Regions from separate parts of the Homo sapiens genome. Here regions 1, 2 and 3 are each linked to region 4. A link is a contact called in ENCODE Hi-C or POLR2A ChIA-PET data. All regions are on one chromosome and are shown on one strand. The core of a region is the stretch at or near the end of the contact, and the rest is flanking DNA. Distances in the headings are between cores, read along the strand shown. Region 1 holds the start of C2CD5 (C2 calcium dependent domain containing 5). Region 2 holds the start of ARHGDIB (Rho GDP dissociation inhibitor beta). Region 3 holds the start of STRAP (serine/threonine kinase receptor associated protein). Region 4 holds the start of AEBP2 (AE binding protein 2).

What was found. A loop is a pair of places that touch in the nucleus more often than their neighbours do. ChIA-PET counts read pairs that join two places held with the same protein, here RNA polymerase II (POLR2A). Pooled maps may share reads with other maps.
Region 1: a loop to region 4 is called in a map of CD8-positive, alpha-beta T cell, with 25 times the contacts of the local background. The contact joins the promoter of C2CD5 here to the promoter of AEBP2 in region 4. A Hi-C loop is called at or near these places in 4 of 168 maps with a recorded cell type or tissue (CD4-positive, alpha-beta T cell, CD8-positive, alpha-beta T cell and ascending aorta), 1 of 37 single-sample maps with no recorded cell type and 12 of 50 pooled maps.
Region 2: a loop to region 4 is called in a pooled map, with 15 times the contacts of the local background. The contact joins the promoter of ARHGDIB here to the promoter of AEBP2 in region 4. A Hi-C loop is called at or near these places in 3 of 37 single-sample maps with no recorded cell type and 7 of 50 pooled maps.
Region 3: a loop to region 4 is called in a map of CD4-positive, alpha-beta T cell, with 15 times the contacts of the local background. The contact joins the promoter of STRAP here to the promoter of AEBP2 in region 4. A Hi-C loop is called at or near these places in 2 of 168 maps with a recorded cell type or tissue (CD4-positive, alpha-beta T cell and naive thymus-derived CD4-positive, alpha-beta T cell), 2 of 37 single-sample maps with no recorded cell type and 7 of 50 pooled maps. POLR2A ChIA-PET finds 5 or more read pairs at or near these places in 1 of 52 experiments (AG04449).

What each region holds. Positions count from the first base shown.
Region 1 is chr12:22,542,686-22,546,276 of GRCh38, reverse strand. It overlaps C2CD5 (C2 calcium dependent domain containing 5), which reads left to right and starts at 1,735. Exons shown (of 27, transcript NM_001286176.2): 1 at 1,735-1,957; 2 at 2,098-2,216. The coding sequence starts at 2,127. RefSeq lists enhancers at 1,605-1,834, 2,975-3,494 and a silencer at 1,975-2,094.
Region 2 is chr12:14,959,526-14,962,878 of GRCh38, reverse strand. ARHGDIB (Rho GDP dissociation inhibitor beta) reads left to right here and starts at 1,278. Exons shown (of 6, transcript NM_001175.7): 1 at 1,278-1,342. RefSeq lists enhancers at 1,456-1,575, 2,826-2,935.
Region 3 is chr12:15,880,596-15,884,082 of GRCh38, reverse strand. It overlaps STRAP (serine/threonine kinase receptor associated protein), which reads right to left and starts at 1,696. Exons shown (of 10, transcript NM_007178.4): 1 at 1,264-1,696; 2 at 407-542. The coding sequence starts at 1,375. LOC102724146 (a long non-coding RNA gene) reads left to right here and starts at 1,785. Exons shown (of 6, transcript XR_007063230.1): 1 at 1,785-2,303; 2 at 2,884-2,976. RefSeq lists enhancers at 1,619-1,738, 2,049-2,278.
Region 4 is chr12:19,438,039-19,441,476 of GRCh38, reverse strand. It overlaps AEBP2 (AE binding protein 2), which reads right to left and starts at 1,985. Exons shown (of 8, transcript NM_153207.5): 1 at 1,107-1,985. The coding sequence starts at 1,777. RefSeq lists enhancers at 728-817, 848-897 and silencers at 1,548-1,647, 1,658-1,807, 1,868-2,117.

The DNA of each region.
Region 1 (3,591 bases), core at 486-2,985, 3.1 Mb before region 4:
ATAAAAGTTTCTCTAGTCCAAAAAGCAAGCGATTTTTTTAGATTTTTATTTTGAGGAAGTCGTTTTCTCTGTAGGAGTTCAATTTCTCACTTATGTGAACAATATTCCTGCCATAGAAGGAATTTTTGTCATGAAAAGATAATTCGGGATCACTACTGTTTGGAGTATTTACTCTATTGAGTATTTTCGAAGTTAAAAAGATCATACGGATATCTTCACTTAGGAATGAAATGTTACAATCTTTGAGCCGGCATGAACTCTGATTTTGTTGATACTGGGTATACTGTCAATGCTGATTTTGATATTTGGTAAGGACTGATTTATTTACATCTTGTGTGTGCCTCAATTTCCCTAATATGGTCTGAGCCTGTAGATAACACCTTACTTTATTTATAGTTGGGTCAATTCTTCAAGATGTTTAACGCTCTCCATGTTTATTTCTTGTGGTTGACTATACTTTCCATGGTAGGAAGTCCTGAACTTCTGCTACTACTGTAGGTCTTATCTTTAGGCTTGTGGATGCTTAATAAGAACACTGAGATGATCTAAGAGTGCAGGACATTTAATTAAAAAAAAATTTTTTTTAAGAGACAGAGTTTTGCTCTGTTGCCCAGGTTGGGGTGCAGTGGTGAGATGGCAGCTCACTGCAGCCTCAAACTCCTGGGCTCAAGCAATTCTCCCAGATTCTCCCACCTCAGCTTCCTAGGTAGCTGAGACCACAGACGAGCCACCGGCCCAGCTAATTTTTGCATTTCTTGTAAAGAAGGGGTCTTACTGTGTTGCCTCGTCTCCATGAGGCTGGTCTCGAACTCCTGGACTCAATCGATCCTCCCACCTCAGCCTCCCACAGTGCTGGGATTACAAATCTGAGCCACCACACCTACCAGCAGAAACTTTTTTTCAAGAGGAGACTTTGGATTTCAAGGTGACCTCCCCCACCCCGCCCACAGTAATATCTGTGACCCAGTGCACAACACAAGTGCCTATGACTGAATAAAATATTTCACTAAATATTTATTTCACTATTCGAGATGTGCCTGGTATCTCTATTTCTTTCTTTCTTTTTTTTCTTTTTTTGGAGACAGAGGAGTGATCTCGGCTCACTGCAACCTCCGCCTCGCAGGTTCAAGCGATTTTCCTGCCTCAGCCTCCTGAGTAGCTGGAATTAGAGGCGCTCGCCACGACGCCCAGCTAATTTTTGTATTTTTAGTAGAGACGGGGTTTCGCCATGTTGTCCAGGCTGGTCTTGAACTCCTGACCTCAGGTGATCCGCCCGCCTCGGCCACCCAAAGTGCTGGGATTACAGACGTGAGCCACTGTGCCTGGCCATCTAACTCTATTTCACAGAAAACTGGAACCACCACACGCACCTGTACCCCTTCCAAGTAGAAACCAGCTAATTTGGTTTTACGAATCACTAAAGGCCGACTGAAAACGCTCTTCTAGCAGTCTTCGCTGCTACTCCATCTATCACAGCCCATCCGAAAAGCGGCGGTAGCAGCTGGGAAGGCCGCGGCCGGAGGCTGTCACAGAGCAGCACTCGCGCTTCGGCCCGCAAGATGGAGCGTTTCCCTCCAGGGAAGCAGCGCCGCACCTATCCACAGCCCCCACTCGGTGGATGATGCAGGACTCGGCCCATTTCCCTGCCCTCCAGCTTTCTCAACGTCAGCCCCGCCCCCTTATCTTTCCTCGGCGAGTTTAGTTTCGCCCCGCCAAGTGGGCAGAGCGCCGAACGATCGATGCTTTCTTCCGCGCCCCGAGAGCCGCCATTTTTGAGAGCGGGGGAGGAGAGACAAGCAGGGGCGGCAGAGGCTCAACGGGATGCTGACTGGGTTTTGCTTTTCGTCCCAGCCTTGTGGGGCCGGGACGGAAGAACCCATCAAAGCCCTTCCTCCCGCCGCCTCTCCGGAATGAGGTCTCAGCACCCGCGCGGGACAGCACCCTTCCTCCTGCGACAGTGAGTGGCGACCCGTGGCGCGACTGCCGGGCGCCCGCGCGCGCCCCCGCGCGCTCCTTCGCTGTCAGTTACCCCGCGCGCCTCCGCCCCTCTCCCGCCGGCCCCGCGCTCGGCGCAGACTCGTTTGTTTGTTTCTGCAGGAGCCCAAGAAGAGGCCGAAACCGAGACCATGCCAGGGAAGCTGAAGGTGAAAATCGTGGCCGGGCGCCATTTGCCAGTGATGGACCGTGCTAGTGACCTGACTGATGCCTTCGTGGAGGTTGGTGCAGGGTCCTGCCCCTCAAAACACAGGGAGCGCCAAGCCCTGTGAAGGATCTACCCACCTCGCCCCCAGCCCCTCAGCCTATTCCCCCCTCGACTGCCCTCCCTTCGGCCGTGGTTGTCCAGCTCTCCCACGAGGGATGACCGCCGAGACCTCAGTGTGTGCGATGGGTGCACGGCTTGCAGGCGTCCGCGGCACAGTCCGCTGCGCGGGGAGGCTTGTACTGTTGTGCATGCGGGGGTGACCCTGATGTCAGGACTCATTAACAGGCCACCTGCCACTCAGGAGATCCCAAGGCGTGGCCGCGCAGCCACCGACACACTCACACACATACACACACACACACACAAATGCCGGAATGACTCTGATGTCAGGACTCATTAACAGGCCACCTGCCACTCAGGAGATCCCAAGGTGTGGCCCCGCAGCCACTGAAACACACACACACACAGGCACACACACACCCTTGGAAGGGGTGGCCAGAGTGCTGGACATCATGTTTAAGAAGGTGCATGAAGCCCTTTATGGGCACTTGGAGTCCCACAGTGCGAGGAAATCCACTCTCATGCCTAACATTTTGTGAATCTGCCATGCACGTTCTAAAACACAACTGCAACACTTCCTGCTCTTGTATAGGCTGGTAGGTCTGATGAGGTGTTTCAGGGTAATTTAGCGCCTTGAGGTAGGAAGTCATTTAATTGCCATGGACTTAAATTGCAAAATTGCTTTTTAAGTCTAATGATTAGTTTAAAAGTCATGCAAATTAGTAAAGGCCTACGGCCGGAAGGTAATAACCCAGAGTCTGAAAGAAGCCAAGTAAAGATTGTAATAAAAATTGGCGTGATGAGCCAGAGCATTAGAGCAGCAATCATTTGGGCTATTAGTGCTTAGAATTGATGGATAGATATATCATAATATATAGCTCGATTTCATCTCAATATTCCTGATGTTTCCTAAATGTTCTCTAACCGAATAATTACAGTTCACTGCCTCCCCTGCCCATTGTCATGGTGATTCTTAATCACTTCATTTGAGAAAGTTCTTGAGTGCTCTTGTGCCAGATGTTAGGTGATAGGAATCCACAAATAACTAAAACATAGTGTTTGCTTTCCGGTAGTTCAGACATTGACCCACACAGCCTATTTAATAACTAATAGGTAACGTGTTGAATTTAATAATTGCCAGATCTGTACTAAGTACTTTTAAATTCTTAGTTTTCACAACAGTCCTGCTATAGGAGTATTGTTATTGTCCCATGTTACAGTGGATGTAACTGAGGCCCAGGAAGGGTAAATAATTTGCTTAAGGTTACATAGCTTGCAAACCTCCACAGCCTGACAGTTTGTTCTCTTAACCACTCTGCTAATACGGC
Region 2 (3,353 bases), core at 29-2,528, 4.5 Mb after region 4:
GCCTTCTGTGTAAATTAGGGTTTGCTTTGTTTTTACAATAAAGTTATGTACATTGTTTCAAGGGCTGTATTCTGTCTATGCTATTTTAAAATTTATAGAATAAAGTGGTATTAGGCTTTTAGTATTTTTGCTCATTTTAATTATATACTATTTTCCTTTTCATATTTTTCTAGGCTAATCTCTTCTCACGTGAAATGACTCCCTTGATTATTCCGATTTCATTGACTCTAAGTAGAAGGCAAACCCTGTGGTATCAATTTACAAAGGGAAATGAAGAAGATGCAGTACATTTAGGTGAAAACAAAATAAACGTCAGTTTCTCCAAATTTGTGTGCTTAGTCAGATCTAAATATATTGATGTAGTGTAAATACTGAATATTGAAATATTAACCTAAATAAGCATTTATTATTGGTAACAGCTACGGGAATATACAGCATGAATGTGACTTGGCTGCTTAAAAACTGTTCCTCAGATGGTTTAAACATGGCCTCCGAGACTTGTTCCCATTTAAATTACTTCATAAACCATTTCCTCAAATATGGTACAAAGTCTATTTTGGCACTTGTTAAGTTGTCACAAATTCTGAGTTGGAAGACTATGAATTAATGAAGTTTTACTTCCTTTTGTAATTTCTTTCCTAGGTTTCATCAAAGACAGTACTTTCGCTTGCTTGTTTGTTTCATTTGAAGAAAAATCAGCCAAAACTATTAAAAACAATATTTGACTGTTTGTAGTGCAATACAAAGCTACGTCTTGAAATTATAACCAACAAAACTCCAAAAATCTGTTTAAGGACACATTTTTAAATTTAGGACCGTAGTATATGCAGTTAACAATCATCATTTCTTAGCACTCTACATTCACTGCCAGCAAACTTTCAACGTATCTGGTTGATAATGAAGCTGGCGGGGACCCAGTGGGAACAGAAGTGAGTGGTACAAAGTAAAGCCGATGTGAATTTATTGCTACTGGTTTCAGGCTCCTTACCTCCATAGGCTTATGCACTGCAATGACCTGATTATCAGAAATACCCTCACAATTATTCATAATACCCATAGCTATAGGCTCCACACTCTTGCGTGTACATTCATGCATCTCCACGTCACACGGGCTGTCATGCTCGCACATGTGCCATTAATTGACAAGAATGCTGCTCAAGTTGGCTGATCAAGAGATAGGCAGTGCAAAGGAACAGGATTTGAGACAGCCCAGGGTTTCCTCTTCAAGTAGGTCTAAAACATTTTTTTTTCTCATTGACTTCCTTCCTGTTCTAACTGCCAGTACTCAGAAGTCAGAGTTGAGAGACAGAGGCACCCCGGACAGAGACGTGAAGCACTGAATGTAAGTTCAAATACCTCGGGCTGGGGAGGCTTCAGGTGGGCACAGAGCAAAGTCGGAAACCTCTAGACGGGGCTACCGCCCTCGACAGTTTATTATTTTTTTAGAGGGGCAGTTCTTCTTTAAAACAAACTTTATGATAAGAAATTGCTAAGGAGGCTGCAGAGAAGGGGAAGTTAGAGGAGGGAAGGGTAGCAGTGACTCAGGGGAGGAGGCTTAAAAAAGGAGGGTACAGGGTGCGCTGCAGCCCAGGAAGTGCAATCCTGAATATTCTCAGAAGGGCTCTGAGAACACGCACCGGGAGTGCCTGGAGGGGTTTCCTGCAAAGTAGGAGCAGGCACCTGGCCAGGCTTGGAAGAAAAAGACTGTAGATCCAAAATGATACGGTCTGTGCTGGTGGATGGTGGGTTGTGCTGGGGTGGAGATATGTGGTTTCCTGTTTTTAAGCAGACAATGTAAAAAGACTGGTTGAAAGAGAAAAAAAAATGGTTCAAAGCTGTCAAATATTAAACTGTCTTCCACTAAATAATTTTCTGGTGATATAAGAGAAATGCATAATGAAATCCTCCCTTAGAGTGCAGGGGCTTTATCCCTCAAAGAGGAAGTATGGTATAGCACATTGTTATGTACTCATGAGTCATACAGTGATAGAATTTCTACCACTGACAAAGGCTGTGTATTAAATTCCTGCAGTCGGATGGGCAGATCTTTGCTGTTGTTGTCAAAAATAATAATAGGGCTGGGCGTGGTGGCTCACGCCTGCAATCCCAGCACTTTGGGAGGCCGAGGCGGGTAGATCACCTGAGGTCAGGAGTTCAAGACCGGCTTGACCAACATGGTGAAACCCCATCTCTACTGAAAATACAAAATTAGCTGGGTGTGGTGGTGCATCCCTGTAATCCCAGTTATTTGGGAGGCTGAGGCAGGAGAATCACTTGAACCCAGGAGGCAGGGGTTGCAGTGAGCCAAGATCACGCCATTGCACTCCAGCATGGGCAACAAGAGCGAAACTCTGGCTCAAAAAATAAAAATATTAATAATGATAATAGCCCTTTAGGTATGAGATAACTAACAGCAAACATGGAAAACACCAAATAACGTATTAAGAGACAGGTTTGAGAAAAATTCAAGGGGGCCCAGCTAGGACAGCTGATCAGTGGGCCTTCAAAATGTCAAGGTCTGAATTTCAGCCACCATTAGGAGAAGTGCTTTAGGTATGACCTGAAATACTTTCTTCCCTTTTAGAGGACTTCCCAGCCAGCATGTTTCATAAACATAATCTGTAATTAAACTCTAGACCTATGGTAACTTGAGGTGTGTGTCTGGCAAGCCCTGGGCAGTTCTTCATTCAGAGTGGGGAAAGGCAGACTGCTCTCACCCGGAGGGCTCATGGTCACCACTTCACATGGAGACCTAGAGCCCCTGGAGTCAGGGTTGGCCTGGCCATCTTCACTGCAGGGATGGTCAGGCACAGGAGATCAAGAGGACCATGGCACCTGTTGGTCCGGAGAGACAGGGGGCAGAGGTCCAGTCCCTAGCAGGCATCGTGAATCTTGCCATTGGCTTTGTGTTTTTTTAATTTGTAAGAATATATTCCCTCCCAAAGCAGATATAGCACAAGCTTAGTAACAAGAGCATCTTACTCTTTTGTGAGATGTGTGAAATTCTAAGAGACAGTTCTTTCTCCATCCATGCTTCACAGATGCAAAACCTGAGGACTAACTATGCTGTCACTGAACAGAAACTGGCAAGCATTTTTCAGGCCTCGACTGGAATTTGGTCCTTCCTTGCTTTGGAGAGCATGAGTTTGTCCCCTAGGGAAGTTAGCTCTGAGCAACATTAAGGTTCTGTTTTCAGTAGACACTCAGCACCACAAAGTCATTCTGAGGGAAAGATACGGGTCTGAGCTGATTTGGGAGAGCACAGTACATGACAAACATCAGCTAGCAGGAAAAGAGAAGCCCTGGGGAGTCGAAATTATGCAGATAGAAAAGGAGAACCAACATTCATTGAG
Region 3 (3,487 bases), core at 447-2,946, 3.6 Mb after region 4:
ACACAATGAGTTTTAATGATGCCTAAAGCCAGTTAACAAAAACCGGGATTGAAATAAAAACCTAGGGCCATCAATGTAGGATATCACTAAGGAGTACACACAGAGCAGCATTCGTAAAGGAGATCAACATTCATTATCTGGTGCGTTTGTTAATGCAGATTCCTGAGTCTCAATCAAAATATACGGAATAAGTCATTTAGGCCTCTGAAAATTTTGAGAACCACTGAAGACAAAGAAGCACACAGGACCACGATGGACCACGATGGAATTTTGGTGGGATCAAACATGCGTTCTGTATGGCAGCCAGTGAGTCAGAATTTTATGAATATCTGACACTGAAGTTTTTGATTATTTCAGGACACAAGCTACAGAGAACACCAAAGTTAGCCATCTTGGCTACACTTACGCTGTGAAATCTGCAGCTGCTGTAGCTGCTTTGGTGGCATCCTTATTCAGTGTTGCACCCCAAACAGCACCTTTATGACCCAAAAATGTTCCAATCCAGTCTCCTGTATCTCCCTGGCGTAGCATAGGTTTACCATCTAGAAAATATTTTTTAAAACATGTAATTTATAAGTTCAGATTACTTAAAGTCTAAGATTCAAATGTAAATATACAATGATGTTCAATGACAAAGTGGAAAAATTGTTTCAGCTATTTAACTACCACCACCCACTGAAGGCACTAAGGAATGTGCAGTAATAAATTAACTGAAGAGCTGAACAGATCATTCTCTCTGAAAAGCATCTGTAATTGGCTGGGAATACTGATCTGCGTCAAAACAATCTAGATTTTAGTCTTATTTTGGACAGACATCTTAGCCTGAATCTCAGTTTCCCATTTGAAAAATGAGGCTAATACCACAAAGGAATATCCAGTGAGACAAGAGCGAACGTCTTTGTAAGGTATTGCACGGCCTGGCCTAATTTCTCCTTTCCCCAAATCCTTGAAAGCTATTTACCGTGTTGTCCCGAGAGTCTAGGCAAATGCTGACCAGCTCCTTCAAAAATAGCAATAAAAATAAAATAAGGAGAGAGGTCTTAGTTGGAGGTAATAGTTTCTACAAAAGCGTCCTCTCGGCTCCAGCTGCGGATTCCCTAACACACTCCTTTCTCCACCGGACCAGTGTTGGCTCTCATCTCAGATGTTAATATCGCCCCCTCCCCCCTCACCACACCACCGCTTCGGCACTGGAGCGTGCGGGTCCCGATCCCTTTCAGCCCAGTCCCAGCCGTCGAGGACCAGGATTGCGGCCTTGCTCACCTTTGCAAGCGCTGATTAAGAAATACCCATAAGGCGTGATGCCACTGAAGGCCAAATCAACCACGGGTCGCGTGTGGCCAGAGCAGGTGAGCGGCGTCTGTCTCATTGCCATGGCGGCGGCGAAGCCAGCGACCGGACTGGCGAGCTGAGGGTCGTCGTTGTCTTTTCTCTCTTCTGCTGCAGTGCCTCGGGCTGCTCCAGGCCCCCGCCCTGACACTAGGGCTGGGCTGGGCAACAGGAAAAGAAGGGCAATCCGGTGGCACCGAGGTTAGGGAGGGGTGAGGGAGGGGTCAGGGAGTCTGCGACCAGCAAGCAACAGTCGACGAGGGAGGGAAAGGGAGGGAGGGAGGAAAGTAGGGGATGGGGAGAAGCGGAGAACCGGGCCAGCCACGATTCACAGCGTCCACACCGGCATCGGCAGGAAGTGACGACGTAAATGACGCAGAGCACCCGCCGGAAATGACGATTGGCGGGAGGGCGGGCTCGCCGGGTAGAAGTGACTTGAAGAAAGAGCGAGAAGTATAGAAGGGCGCAGGCGCTAGTTCAGTGCTCGTGAGGTAACTGGCGCTGGCCCACGCCGACTAAGGGAGACGCTCTAGGCACCGGGATGGGGTCCCTGTCCCCGAGCTCTAGCGGGTCAGAACGCCTTCCTGGTCCGCGGCCGAGTTGAAAGTTGTTCCCACTCCCATAAGTCCAAGGACCAGCGTCAGCTGTGTACCTGCCGAGCAGCCCTACTGAGGACTGTGCTCGGCCTCTGAATATCTAGACGGACACGAGCCATACCCAGTGACGGCCCAAACCAGCGAACGCTGTCTGGCAACGTTTTTTGCAATTTGTCTTATTTAAAAACCATATACGGGCTTGGAGTGGTGGTGCCTGTGGTCCCACCTACTTGGAAGGCTGAGGTGGGAGGATAACTCGAGCCCGAGAGGTCGACACCGCAGTAAGCGGTGCTCGCGCCACCGCACTCCAGCCTGGGCAACAGAGCGAGACCATGTATTAAAAAAAAAAAAAAAATCCCCAGTCATTTCTTCCGCTGTGTAAGTTTTCCTATGTTGCTAATGTTTTAGGAGTGGATACTATATAGTTTTAAATGCGATTAAATTCAAGTTACTTTTTCCTTGGTGGACTTCGGAGAACTCTAGAGTCGTAGATCCCCAATTTTTTTGATGAAATACTCTCATCCGTAAAGTGAGCCTTCACTCATTTTATAAGCGAATGAATGCTGAATTCTATCAAAAACTTTTACACCTTTTGATATGATGTATATATGAGTGATGATTTGCAAATTACATAGATGTGCATTATAATACATGGACAAAAATAGAAATATTAAAATAATATTTAAATATAAACAAACTCTGATATTGTCTGCAGCAGGCAGCCCACTGTGGCTCTGTGAAACCACCAGAGCTGTTAATTGTTGATACTGTTTCCTAACCAGGAGAGGGCTTTTCTCTGGGCAAGTTGTATCTTTATTGATAGAATGTAAACCCAATACAACAGAGATTTTTGTGTTTTCTTTGCTACTTTATCCCCAAGGTCAAAACGTCTGGGCACATAGCAATAAATATGTAATCAACATAAATGTCTGTGAATGTTTTCTTCATCTTTTTGCAGCAAACACCGTCTACAAGATTCGAGTCAAACAACGTGAGAACTTGAAATACGTCTCCATTCTTTTTCCTTAGTACTCTCGTTCATTCACTTACGGTAAAGCACTTACTATATATGTTTTTCATTTTATCTTGTTCGACTCCTCCTTTGTGCCATCCTCTCCCTTTTGTCTCACACATACGCACCACTCACACATTTATGAACTCCTTAATGGCAATGGTTATGGCTTTGTCATTTGTACTCTAGTGCCAGAAAAGTGAATGGCATTTAGTGAATACTCAGCATGACTGTTTACTGATTAAATAGATTGTTGCATTACTGATGGAGGTAAATAAAAGACCCACTCAAAATGACACAACTGGTCAGATACTGATACATGTTCATTTATTGCTCATTGTGTGTAGATAAGAATATAATTGGTAAGTTATGGTACATACTTGGCTCTAAAGAATGTATTATTTCCTGCTCATTTGGATTCTGAGTTCTAAGAGTATTGTGTATTATGACCAATTGGGTAGGCTTCAAGGTCAATTTAATATTAGAAGACAGGTTAATGTAATTGATATAATTAACAATATTAAAAGATTAAAGAAAATCATATCAAAAG
Region 4 (3,438 bases), core at 736-3,235:
TTTTCTGGAGAGCATGTTTAAAAAAAATGTGATTGTCAAAACATAGATGGTCAAAATAAACGCTAATACACTTTAGAAGTGGCATAATATGCATGTGATTCTCGTTTTTTTAAAAGTACATTAAAAACCAACTAACCCAAACAGATCAAAAGTAATGATAAGACAATTGAAACATACACTATCACACTTTTTAAATGTTCTGAAAAAATGCGCATTTTTGTCACTCTCCAGTTACTTCTAACAAGCTTTAGTAAGAAAAATAATACTCATTCCTTCCGAGACCTCTCCAATGCATGACTTTAAATATTATCATTTAAAATCATGACTCTCATGTTGAAACATTACTATAAAGCCGCAAACTACGTTGTACCTTCAAGACTGTATTTTGTTACGATTCCAACTCTCTGATTCCGCAAAGTTATCTTAAAAGGCCATCAATTCACTATTCTTTTCCACAACCATTTATACGTGTTTAAAACTTTTTCCCAGATATGCTCCCAAAACAAATAGAAAAGATTGTTAAAATCACGTTGGAGACCACATGACTGACTACAAATGAGGGATTTGGGAGGCAATGATTTAATATAAAAGAACAGTCCTTTTTTTGTTTAAGTAGAGAAAAGTGATAGCTGGGGTCTCTCCCATGGACAAGGAAGTTCTGTTAAATCCAGGCGAGACCAGCCATATTGGAAACACTTGTCAATTGTAGTTCTGACAAGTGTTCCCGAACACGGTTGGAAGAAGCTAACCTTGAGTACCGACGTGTGTACATCAAGGCCCTCTTCTGCTCCGCCAGAGGATCTGGGCCCGTTTGGGGACTGTTTCCGAGTTAGAGCCGTCCTGAGGTCCGTGAGGAGCGAAGCGCCGAGGGGAAAGAGGGCGGGGAAAGGAGAGTTGGGGGGGAACGGTTTGAGAGTTGGAAGCCGCGATGCGCTGCGAGAGGGGCGCGGCGGCGACGGCGAGAGATTTCCGAGTTGAGAGTCTGGGGGAGGGGCCGAGGATTCGGGGAGCAGGGGGATCGCGGCAAAACGTCGCCTTGGTCCCCCTCTGAGGGGCCCGGGAGTTCAAGAGGAGGAAGGGAAGGGGAAACGCTTCAGAGCACTGACCTGTCCTCCGAGTCCATGCGGCTCAGGGGTTCCCCATCCGACGACATCTCCAAGCTGCCCCGCCGGCCCCCGGAGGTCGCGCTGCTTCCGCCTCCCCCAGTCCCGTAGCCCTCGTCGCCGCCGCTGGAGACTACGCTGCTGCTACTGCTGCCGCCCCCGCCGCCGCCCTGGCTGCCCCGCGGTCCCTTGGGCTCCTCCAGGCCCTCCTTGCCGTCCCCATCCCCGCTGCTGCTGCTGGCGGCGCCGGGGCTCAACGAGCGGGTCTCGTCGCTGCTGCTCCCGCCGCTGCTGCCCACCAGGCTCTCGGCGCTACTCTCCTCCTCACCCCCGCCGCTGCTGCTGCTCTCATCTTCCTCCTCCTCGTCGTCCTCCTCCTCGTCTTCGTCCTCCCCGGCCTGGCTGGCGCTCTCGGGGCTCGGCTCCGACATCGTCTCTGCCTCGCCGCCCCCCACTCCTCCGCCGCCGCCTCCGCCGCCCCCACCGCTGCCGCCGTTCAGCAGCAGCGCCGCCACCGCCTCGGCCTCCGCCTCCTCTTCCTCCTCCTCCTCTTCCTCCTCCTCCTCGGGGGGCTCAGCCCGGCCCCGCGCCGCCGAACCCGGGCTGCCGGGGGGCAGAGGGCTCAGGCGGGAGAGCTCCTCCAGGTCGGCCATGTCGGTGATAGCGGCGGCCATGGCGGCGCCTGCTCCTCCTCCTCCTCCTCCTCCCCACCGCCGCCTCCCTCTCTCGACTCTCTCTCCCTCGCCCCCCTCCCAAACGCCCAAAACTCCGCCGACGCCGCTGCAGAGCAGGAGGAGGGCCCGCGAGCTGCGTCAGCCTGCACACGCGCTACGGAGCCCGCGCGGGGACAGGCGCGCGACTACGCGCACTCACACGGAGACTGCTGCGCGCCTGCGCGGCGGCACGAGGCAGCACCTCCCCCGGCTGCGGGTTCTGCGCCCCCGCCCCCGCCCGGCGCCCGCCCCGCTGCCCAGTGCCCGCCCCCGCCCCCGCCCCGGCGCCTGCAAGTGCTCAGCGTTTCCTCGGGGCCTTCCCACGCCCTGCCGGGCTTCGAAGCCCAGGGACACGCGGACTGAAAACTCCAACGCTGGCCGGGGATTTTAGCAGCCTTCCGAGTTCTCACGATAAACTCATTCATTCCGGGGGTGTTTGAGGAGTGTCCCCTCTGTACAGGAGCTGAGCCAGGAATAGAACGAGCCTACAGTCTACGAAGAGAGCGGTTTAAAATGGGCAAAAATTAAAACACTACGGTGTAAGGTACTAAATTTTTATGCGCAACACAGGGCGACAGGTTTTAATACACCCTATGTTTGAATACCCCTGGAGATGTTGACATCCTGAACCCAGAGCAAACATCTTGGTTCAGGGTCCTCAAACTTTTTACTTCATGAGCCTTCTAAAACAATTTCGTAAAGCTGTGTATGTTCTTATACAGTTTAGAATGACAGCTACATTTTTCCGGCTTATAAATATTTCATCTGTCGCATTGTTTAAATACTGTATAGCCAATGGATTCTAAATACCATAGGGATTTAACACCCACTAATATCCATTTTTTTAAAATACAGTTTGGAAAATACAATTTCCAAATATTGTTTTCTGGAACTCATATTGACGTTGCATATCTCCTCTAGAATTTTATCCTAGTAATATATTTTATATTTGAACTATTTTGATCGTCTTACTTGTAATAAAAATGTGAACATAAATTGAAGTATCTGGGTTGTTTTTTATATTTTCTGTGATCATAAAGCTCTTATTTCAACCGATCAAAACAAATCTATTTCAAATGTTTGTAAGTACTAAACACAAAAGCAAAATTTTATTGGCAATGCATCTTGCAGAAATGAACTTGGGTGGACTTTTTTCTAATATACATTATGACCTTCAGTGGATGGATTTTTTTGAGAAATAGTTCAGCATCAGTTCTATTCCAAGTTTTCAATTCCATGGATATAAGTGTTGAGAAAACTTGTTCGCATAAAAAAAGCAGATGAGAATGAATGGAGTTTTGTTATAGTAATGCCACACAATTCTTTGAATGCCTTTCGCATTATATGCCCAAAAATCGCATAAAGATCTAACAAAGAAAAAATACTTTTAATGATCTGTCAGCTGACAACTCTGATTAGGTTCTCTTTCAACTTGTTGAAAGCAAGCAACTGAAAACCACCTGACTTGTGAAAGGATGTGTTACCCCATTCTTATTCACCAGTCAATTGTGCCTTTCTTTGGTGTCCTGGAGGTTTTTGCATAACCGGGTATTGCACCTTACTAAGATTTAGCATGAGGAAGAATTATGCCTTTCTTTTGTAAAGTAGGGAAGAGGTCATTG